Linked DNA regions of Homo sapiens: all the other regions are linked to region 2. A link is a contact called in ENCODE Hi-C or POLR2A ChIA-PET data. All regions are on one chromosome and are shown on one strand. The core of a region is the stretch at or near the end of the contact, and the rest is flanking DNA. Distances in the headings are between cores, read along the strand shown. Region 1 overlaps CMYA5 (cardiomyopathy associated 5). Region 2 has its middle 86 kb from the start of LINC01455. Region 3 overlaps CMYA5 (cardiomyopathy associated 5).

Evidence for each region. Hi-C counts contacts between places; a loop is a spot of excess contacts on that map. ChIA-PET counts read pairs that join two places held with the same protein, here RNA polymerase II (POLR2A). Pooled maps may share reads with other maps.
Region 1: a loop to region 2 is called in a map of dorsolateral prefrontal cortex, with 2.1 times the contacts of the local background. The contact joins two enhancer-like sites. A Hi-C loop is called at or near these places in 3 of 168 maps with a recorded cell type or tissue (dorsolateral prefrontal cortex, posterior cingulate gyrus and transverse colon) and 6 of 50 pooled maps. POLR2A ChIA-PET finds 5 or more read pairs at or near these places in 2 of 52 experiments (OCI-LY7 and Panc1).
Region 3: a map of DLD1 shows a loop between it and region 2 (5-fold over the local background). The contact joins two enhancer-like sites. A Hi-C loop is called at or near these places in 1 of 168 maps with a recorded cell type or tissue (DLD1) and 8 of 50 pooled maps. POLR2A ChIA-PET finds 5 or more read pairs at or near these places in 2 of 52 experiments (H1 and MCF 10A).

The regions. Positions count from the first base shown.
Region 1 is chr5:79,772,941-79,776,187 of GRCh38, reverse strand. The region is part of intron 9 of CMYA5 (cardiomyopathy associated 5); the gene reads right to left. Among named protein-coding and RNA genes, the nearest start is that of CMYA5, 85 kb to the right of the region's middle. Within about 2 kb of position 1,577, at least 7 of the 41 ENCODE cell types and tissues checked have a DNase peak (open chromatin) inside an H3K27ac peak, as active enhancers do.
Region 2 is chr5:79,848,741-79,851,855 of GRCh38, reverse strand. No RefSeq gene overlaps it. Among named protein-coding and RNA genes, the nearest start is that of LINC01455, 86 kb to the left of the region's middle. Within about 2 kb of position 1,295, at least 4 of the 41 ENCODE cell types and tissues checked have a DNase peak (open chromatin) inside an H3K27ac peak, as active enhancers do.
Region 3 is chr5:79,742,924-79,746,415 of GRCh38, reverse strand. CMYA5 (cardiomyopathy associated 5) reads right to left here. Exons shown (of 13, transcript NM_153610.5): 3 at 2,494-2,589; 4 at 961-1,194. Among named protein-coding and RNA genes, the nearest start is that of CMYA5, 55 kb to the right of the region's middle. Within about 2 kb of position 2,040, at least 3 of the 41 ENCODE cell types and tissues checked have a DNase peak (open chromatin) inside an H3K27ac peak, as active enhancers do.

The sequences.
Region 1 (3,247 bases), core at 328-2,827, 76 kb after region 2:
GGTCTTGAACTCCTTGGCCTCAAGTGATTCTCCCACCTCAGACTCCCCAAGTGCTGAGATTACAGGTGTGAACTAACATCACTCTTAGTTCACAACACTGTAGAAAAGTAACATGGGGGCTGAATCCTGACAACCATGGGGCTTAGGCTTTCCTATAATTAAACATTCTTGCAAAATCAGCATAAGCCAAAGGTCCCAGCAGAAAGATTCTAGATTTTTGTTTTCTCTATAGTTACCCTCCAAAGGCTGAATGGTATCATTTATATTCCAGGCAGAGAATCCCAGGAGCTTAGTAACATTCATTCCTCTGGATTCTCTAGGCCCTCCTTTACCCCTCCACAGTCACACAGGCAAACAATTCCTTGAGATCCTCATAAAACTGCCTGCCCAGAATGGTGGCTTCACATTATGCTTTCAGATCCTGTTTAAAATAATGGTTATACAGAGAACGTTTTTGCAGCTTTTGTAAAACTGCTCTTAAAGGCAATCACTATTATCTTGTTCAATAGCCCTTATATAAAGATCTACATGAAAAATTCATCTTAGAGCTGAATGTCAAGAAATATAATTGTCTCTCTTAGTGAAATGTGCTTCCTTTTAAAAAAAGAGATGAGTTATGTAATCTCTTTTTTTCCTCTTGCTGTCTCCCCCTCTCTCCTGTTTTCTCTTTAGCTGCCAGTAAGTTCAGATTTAAATTTTGTGTTCCATTGAGGTTCAGTTCTTCATTTTCAGTCTCTTCAGTCCTGCATTATTTGGCTCTTGTTCTCACAGGATTGTTTTACTGGTTCTACTATGTCTGGGTCTTTCATTGTGGACAACCTGAATACTTTTGGAAATTGACAGGCCTAAGTTAGAAGTGAAGGAACTGATTGGGTTTCCATTGACTGAGGTTTTACTGTACAACTAGGAGGTGTTGTACGTGATCAAAGTCAAATAAGGTCATTTGGGAAGAAAGATTTCATTTAGGAATAGCCAAACGCGAAGACACTGGGGGATGCGATGGGGAATCATCTTCTCATAACTCCCTCTCCCAAAGGCTCCCTACAGAGGGATATGACAACTGGATCAGGAAAACAATTTCACATACAGATTGGTGACTAGCTTTTAATTACTCAATAAGAACTTTGGCCCAATCGTGTCAGTGACCCTCCTGTCACCCTGTGAAGAAGCAAGGAGCAGGAATGACTGCCTCCTTTAGCCACAGGGTGCAAGGAAGCTCCAATCTCTTGCTGTTGACCACTGGTCAGTCATCACCTATCCATCTGAAGGCTGAGGAAGAAAGATTTAAAGAAAAGAAAAATGCTGGGATTCCTCACTCTGCACTAAGTTCATTAGGAAACTTACCCTTATTTGTCCTTATTCTACAGACAGAGCAGTGGGTGTCCCCAGCTGAAAACACCCACCTATGACAGGCAATTCTGTTCCTGCTCCACCAGGTGGGGCCCCAAAAGCTGGAAGAAGGAGGAATATGAGCTCACAGGCCCAGCACCCTGAGCCCAACTCCCTGGAAATGCTTGCCCTGGAGGATGGCCCCGGGAGTGTCTCCCCAGCCCATAGCCTCAGCCAGAGCCAGGGAGCAGGAGACTCACTCCCAGCTACTTTCTGGCGTATTGACTCTCACAGATTTGTCATTCAATACACGGCTTCTCTCGCTGCAGCCCACACAGCTAATCCCTGTACTATATTTCTCTCAGTTTTCCCTCCTCCACCCACACTTCTTCTGACTTCTCTCCACACAGGAGAGACAGAACAGCTGAGGAAACAGCAGAACGGTGGAAAATTTTTGAAAGTGTTTTGAGCCCACCCAACCTGAGGAGAGCATTCAAAGAAAAACAGGAAGAAGGTGAGTAGGAGCTCCCTCAGCCCCCGCGCACAAGCCGGGGATTGTCACTCCCGCCTACCCCAAACCCAACAGGGGCCGACTGCTGGGACCGAGCCTCCTCGGTGCCCACACGCAAAAATATGCAAATGTTTTCTGTGAGGATTATGGAATGGAGGCAGTTGCTCAGCTATTTCAGACACTGCGTCATGTAACTTGGGGGCACAGTAGGCTCATTCCATTCAAACGCCCACCATAAAAGTTCAACTAGCACCTTTGGTCTTAAATTGGAATCGCCAGAGGCCATTATACCTGGGGAAGGACTGCAGGTCTGAAGATGGATGTGTTTCTATTCTGGCAAGCAAAATTAGATTCTCCAATCTAGAGGACAACCAATGCCCTCTCTCCATGTGTGCGTGTGATTTAATATTACTCATCTTTTTTTGCCTTTTTGTTTTTCATTTCCTTTCAACTTGTCTTCCTACACCATACCAGAGCTTTGAAGCCTGCTTGTTTTATCGGGGATTGGGGGTGGAAAAGAAATGTGAACTCATTTAGCTCTTGCTCCCTATCTTGTTTGCTGGAGATCCAGCCAGTTAGATGGCTTGAAGTGGGCAAGGACAAAAAGAGATTGGTTAATCCCCTTCATTCATTCATTCATTCATTCATTCACTCATTCGTGAAACAGACATTTATTGAGTATCTACACAGATAAGTTCCCCGTTCATACCCCATTTATGGTCCAGGCTCAGTTAAACTAAACCACAACAAATGGAAGTAATCTTTGATCCCCCTAATTTCCCTCAGGGACCTCTGGATCAATTTTTGGAGCTAGTTTAGTACTATAGAGTTTTTGCATGAAATCCAGAACCTATGTAAGGGTTATATAACCAATGGATAAATAAGCTTGTAAAGTCCTTCCCTATGAGTTACCCATGGGAAGGTTTCCAGTCCACAGATTAGACTAGTCCTATCTCCTGGTTAAATATCCAAGCACTACAATTAATTCATCCATTCTTCTTTACTTTGCTGGCACAATTTATTTTTTTCCTCATTTTAAATAAGAGATTATCCTCAAAGCTAGACTAACTTTTCTTACTAGTCAGTGTTATGTGTTTGATGCTAATTGATATTTACTCATTCCAGTAACACATATTTATTGAGTAGTTACAATATGCCAGGCACTGTCATAGGCACTGAGATGACAACTTCACACAATGATCCCTTCATGGAACCAACAAAGGAGTGAGATCAAACAAATCTTGGCTTGCTGTTCTTTCTCAGAGACCAAGTAACTTTATCCATTGCTGTGCAAAGAATCAAAGTGAAGAATGGGGTTCTAATATAATGGACAAAAAGGAGGAATTGTTTGTATTTATTGACTAGAGATGATCAAGTTTTGAGCTTCTTTATACATCAATTCTACTG
Region 2 (3,115 bases), core at 46-2,545:
ACAATGGTGCTGAGTGTAATTGTGGCAGGGCCAGCTGGCCCAGACATCCTTAAAGGGGCCTCTGCATTGCAGTGTATTTAAAATAGTTGTCACTGCCTCAAGTGGATGAGATTTCTGAGAGAGTAATGCTGTTTGCTCATGCATCCAAGCATTTGTATTTAAATGCTTATTGAGAACCCAAGGTGTACAGCACTCCATTAAACCCTGCGGGAGAAGATGCCAAACACGGGGCCCCATCCTTGCTCTCCAGGAGTTTATCATCTAATTAGAGAGACAGGACACAGTGCACACACAAACTCTCTTTTCGGTTGAGGACCTGAAATCCGAGTGTCTCAACCCTGGCCAATTAACGTCAGCTAAAGAGATTTAGAAACAATATTGGATGTCTGAGCCTCACCCCAGACAATTACATGAGAAATGTCTGGATAGATCCCACGCGTTAGTTTTTTAACTGCTCTGCCCCATGCAATTCTAAGCTGCAATCAGATGTGAGAAATGTTGGCCTAAATCCCACCTTTCCTTAAAGATAGGGATCAGTTTGCTCTCCCTGATTTCCCCAATCAGAAGGAATATTACTGATTGATTTTCAAAGGTCCCAGTGCTTCCATCAAAGAAACACACGGGAAACCTCAAACCAAGCCCTTGTCCCCCGACATCTCAAGGGGGAGGAGAACACAGCAGGAAAGTCCGTACCCTGCAGCCCCAGCCCACACCTGGAAGGTTTCTTTACTCGGTGTTGATTAAAGGCAAGGTCCCATCAGCCAGGCTCTGGTGATGCCAGAGAATTTAAAAGGCCACTGTCAACCCAAACACAGTTCAACTCTGAGACCAGCCATATTTCTTGGAAGCCCCTTGGCTTACTGCAAAGTATCTATGTTCGTAAACTTGGGGTCCAGTGGTTATCTGACCCCAAATGAGACAGATGTCTCACTTCATAAGACTGGAATCTTCTGGAAGCAACAGAGGTTGGCTTAGATTTTCTCCTCTTAGGCCTCCAAATTTGGACCATATTCCTGTCCAATGCAGGTGCAGCGTCCCGGCTAATGAGGCAAATTGGACCCTGCGTCCCAGAACAGACATTCCTAGGCACTGACGATGGCTGCCTGGCTGGGAGATGCAGCTTAGTCTTGATGAAAGTTGTCTTTTATTTCCCTTTGTCTGAGTGAGCCCATCCAGTCAGCACTAATCCATTTGTCCAAAGGATTCTAACTTAATCGCCAGCACTTGCGGCCAAAGCCTCTGATGCTCTGACCCATCTCTGTAATTGTCTTGACCAATATATCTGCCTCCGCTCACTGATGGCTCAGGCCAGGCTCCAAGCTGTACCTCAGAATGTGATTAATCAAGAACATCAGAGGAGGGGAGATGCAGACTGGAAACTTTTTATATGCTAGGGGGAAAGAAGCCAGACTTTGAGCAAAGGAGACGTCAGCTTCCAAATAAGGTTCCTAAGTGTGCATGCCGATGCATTGCTCAGTAGTCGCCGGGTTTTCAGTCTCCAGAAGCTTACTCAGGACTTATTGCTGCAGAGGTAACAGAAGCTTTCTCACCAATAGAAAAGACCGGTCCTCAGGCCCACATGGATACCCAGTTTCAGAGCAGTGCAGACCTTCCAGAAAGAACTTTGGCACCAGAAGTTCTTCTCCCTGGGTCTCAAGCTGTGTTTTCTGGGAAGCAGTGACACCTGGTACTCTAATCCCTCAACTGCCTCCCAGGCCCTGGGTCTGGGTGAGATCAGACCACATGACCCCCTTCTGCTCTCAGCGCTTCTGCCCCGTTTCTCCAAGGGTTATCATTTTAAATGCCGCCTCAAGAACTCCTCTAGTCTGTGCTGCTGATTAAGCCCACCCTTCTTTCTACGTGCAGCCTCTGCACACAGTAGCCCCTCAGAGGTGTAGCAGTCTGCTGTTGGTATGAGTTACTCCGAGGGACCCTGGAGACGGATCTTTCCAACGGATGCTCCTATCTCTGACCCCATGCTGTCCCCACCTTCGGCTCCAGAGAGGCATGTGGGGGGGGTCTTTGGAGAGCCCCAGGGCACAGTGGCCAGGGTTCACCTCAGCCACATTGCCGTGTCCATCGGCACCACACTGCAGAACAAGGAGCATGTGATCGAGGCCCACATGGGGGTCAACTTCAAGTTCCCTGACTGCCAGGCAATCCACATCTCCAAGAAGTGGGGCTTTACCAGGTTTAATGCAGATGAATTTGAAGACATGGCTGAGAAACACCTCATCCCGATGGCTGTGGGGTTAAGTCCACCCCCAGTTGCAGCCCCTGGACAAGTGGCGGGCCCTGCTATCCTAAGTGCTGCCATTGCACCGCCCCCTCCTTACTCATGCCCACTGAGAAATCCCACTCCTCGTAAAACAAACAAACAAACAAACAAAAAAAACCCAAAGAGACTGAGAGAGCTCTTCTAGTCGATTTTGCCTTCTGGTGCCATTTTGGGTTTTTAGTTTTGTTTCAGACACAGGGCCCCACTCTGTCGCCCAGGCTGGAGTGTAGCGGTGCCGTTTCAGTTCATTGCAACCTCCATCTCCCGGGTTTAAGCGATTCTTCTGCCTCAGCCTCCCAAGTAGCTGGATTACAGGTCTGCGCCACCATGCTCAGCTAATTTTTGTAATTTTTGTAGAGACGGGGTTTCACCATGTTGCCTAAGCTGGTCTCAAACTCCTGGCCTCAAGTGATCCATCGGCCTCCGCCTTCCAAAGTGCCGGATTACAGGCGTGAGAGCCACGGCACCCGACCGTGGCGCCATTTTGAACAAGCTTGGGAGGGGTTTGAAAATGCCTTTCTTGAACCTGTCCTTGCAGAGGGTGTTGCCACTGACATTGCAGCAACAGGAGGTGGGAGCTGCTTTTCTGAGAGAGGCAGGGAGTTTTGCTCATAAAGTCACCAGCAACACTAGCTGCATCTAATCACTCATTCCAACACGTTCACTTAGTTTCTATAATACTACAGGTTAGTTTTCACTTCAGTAGGTGCTGAACTGTTTGCCCTAAAGGATGCAAAGCTGAGTAAGTATCCCACTGCAGGGAGCTTCGGCTCTAAGGAGCGCAGGGAGGGCAATGATGCTGAGGATTCCTGGGCTTGGGTATCAACGGCAAGTGAG
Region 3 (3,492 bases), core at 791-3,290, 110 kb after region 2:
TGCCTTAATTACACACAAAACAATGTAATGAGTTTAGTTCTCTTTGAGAATGGCCATGTCCACTTCACCAAAATTTGCCCTGGCAAGAGCTGTCCCCAGAGGCAAATCAAAAGGCTAACATTGTTCCGTTTTGCCTTGCTGTATCTCCAAAGTTTTCTAAAGGGTAGGAGGATGGGGAACTTTGAAAGGGAGGTTCCCAGTCATCCTAAGAGCAGTGCTTCTTGCTGTGTGACAATTAGGCTTGGAACTGCCTTCAGGGAAAACATCTCCACTATTTCTGCTTAATCCTGGCTTCATGGAGACCCAGCATCTCACTGAATATTCTAGGGAATTGCAGGGAGCACAGAGGTGTCTCTGCTGGTGCAATGTGAGGAGCACCCAAGGGAATTTCCATGTCTACAAGTTACCTGCTTGAATTAAGGAATCCTGTCCCCAAGAAACCCCTTGTAAAAACACCAACATATTTATTACCTGAGAGGGGTACCCCATTATGTCATCCTTTTGCACACCCAAATGTTACTCTCAGCCCCTTGGCCAGGCTCAGAGGGGGAACAGCCCATATGAGTGGTCACTTCAGCTTAGAGAGTGAAGAGGACGGCCCCAGGAGCCAGGCTGAGGATGCCAGCTGGCCCTCAGAGGGAAAGCATGGCAGGAACAAGGCTTCTTTCCCTCCCTCTTAGACAGTGACCAATGAATCCAGTGGGACGCAATGGATGATGATGCTGCAGGCTGTCTCTTTCAGCTGTATCTTTCAGCTGGATCTGGGCATTGAGGCTTTCAGGGTTTGCTGGGCCTTTTCTATAGGCATCAGGCATGCCCAAATAATGTTTAAATGCCAGAATTATATAAATCCCACACAGAGATATAAATAATCTTAAGGAATAGTGAAAAATGAAGCTTTAAAAGTAGATGTGCCAGAGTGGGCGCAAGGTGTTTGAGCCCATTTTACTTGGCACTTACAGTCAGGAAGACGGCCTCATCAAGCTCCTCTGCTTCTCTCACGATGGTCTCCAGGGTGTCTTTGGCAGTGTCCATGCTCTGCAGAAAGTGGACCATCTGCTCATGCAGGAACTCCATCTTCTTCTTCTTCACTTCCTCAAAGCTCTGGGCTTTCTCATCATACTGTGCTAAAACCTTCTTCATCATTTCCTCATTCTGTTCTTCTAGCCTTTTCTCATTTTTACTACAGTTTTCCTGAAAACAAACAAGCAAAAAAGCCCACTTCTGAATGAAACAAGAAATGCTGCTTTTTTTTTTTTTTGGAAACACCAGCCTTTTAAAGAATTGACCTCTGGCATCCTGATCAGAGAATCAGACATCACATGCACAGTTCAAATTTCTAACCTACCAATCCCTTTCCCACAGTTAGTTTTGCAATAAAGCAATAGAATTTACTGTAACAGTATCATCAAGAAAGTTTTAGCTACCATAATACAAAATATATATATTTTCATATGGAAGTCTTGCCCACCTGCACTCACACATGATGAAACTTGAAAATGGCATCACGTTGAGTGAGCATCCCTGGCCTTCAGATGGTGGAAATGCATCAGTCCACTAAAATCACAGTGCAAGGCAGAAAGCCCAGATATGGAATGGGGGCTACCTCCCCAAATGTTCTCCAGTGAGATGGCAGGTTATCCCACAGTGGGAGAAACTTCGTTGCCTGTCCAGACACATCCAGATGCCTGGCTATCCTCACTAGTGGGGCTAGTAATAAGATGATCCCATAATTTACTCCCTAAAAAGGACACCTGGGGAAGGTGACACCCGAAATAACTAGCATGTACTAGTTGATCCACAACATGAATTAAGCAGACCTCTTACAAGCAAACCAGCATGTGGAGCGGCCCCAGTAGTAGGGAAACTGTGCAGCAGCCTCTGCAGTGGCCTCAGGCCCTCTGCCAGTCCTGATTGACTGGTGAGGGTGCCTGGGCCATCTCTGTATAAGGATGGAGCATTGCTAGTCCCTCTCTTCCCTGCAGAAGGGATAAGAGCCAGCAGCTAGGAGAGTATGAACTCATCAGAGATAGTCGTGCTATGAGAGGCACTCACTGGCCCTGGGCATGGGACACTGGGCAGTGACTCAGAGCATTTCTGCAGAGTTAACCCAGTGAGAGGCATGAAAATGAGGAATGTACTCTAAGACTTGGTTTCTTATCTATACAATTGGAACAATAATAACACCTATCTCATATAATTGTGAGGATTCAGTCAGGTAAAGCATGTAAAGCATTTGCCCTATTATAGTAAGTGTTAATAAATGCATGTCTGTCGTTACCGGCAAATCTTTTATCCATAGGCAGAAAGGAATCTCACTCATTATGCACAGAGAGAAGACTTTAAGCATTCTCGCTTTGAATGGAACCGAACCAACAATGGCAAACAACACATGCGCATAAAATCCCCAAGTCAGATCCCTTCACCTCAGAATCATTTACTTCTGATACTGTGAACAAGCCAGGTTAAGGTAAAATGGGTGTGTTAACTTACCTCAATGGTATTAAAAAAGGATTCTATCTCACTAACAAAGGCTTCAATCCTCAAGGACTTTTCTTGTAAATTTTCTAGAAATTCTGCTAATTGAACCTGAAGAAAAGAATTAAGATATCCTTAGTATATGACATTTAGGAAGAGAACTTCAACCAGTGAGCTCCAAGTTCCTTATAAATTTAGTATGTTTCGTAGAGACTTACTATACTATATCCACTAACAAATCAATCCTTAAATTTTCTTTACTGCCTCATCTGACTATAGATAATTCTGTATGATAATTAGGAGGTTTTGAGTGAAAACCTCAAAACAACTACACAAAGACAGTATATCTTCGTAAGTGAAAGAATGGACTTTCTTGATAAACTGATGAGCTCAAAACATACCTGTTTTAATGAACTATAGATTTGAATGCGTTCTCTCTAGTAAGACCTTGGTTTTTATATGTTCTGAGAGAGGAGTCTTTTTGCTAAACTGGTCCAATATACCTGAGTAATTTCTTCACATTTATACTAATGGCCTGAGAAGGTGATCAGAGTGCCACAAGGCCTGAAATTTAGCATACCAACTGAGAGAAACTGCCTACTAAAGGGACCTAAAAGTTCTAATGACCCTCAAAGGGTTAAAATACTCAAGGGGTAATAGCCAACTAGAAAACGTATGGGGTGATAGGGGAGCATGGTACCCACTTTAGCCGTAATTATAAACCTAGCAACAGCCAATCTTGCTAAACTTAAAAAATAACAAAGCAGAAAAAATAGCAGAGCTTCAGCTGTCTGATTCACTACCACAGACTGATGGAGATACAACATTGATGGAGGCCTCTTCAGGATCTGGTCTCTACTTCCCTCTATGGCCCTTACCTCTTCTCCACAGCCCCCAGGCTCCAATCACACAGGCTTCGTCATTGCACTCTTTCTCATCTGTGTGCCTTCATATGGTATTCCTTGGCTCTAGAATGTTGTCCCTGCCCTTGACTGCTAGAAGAGCTCTATCTCA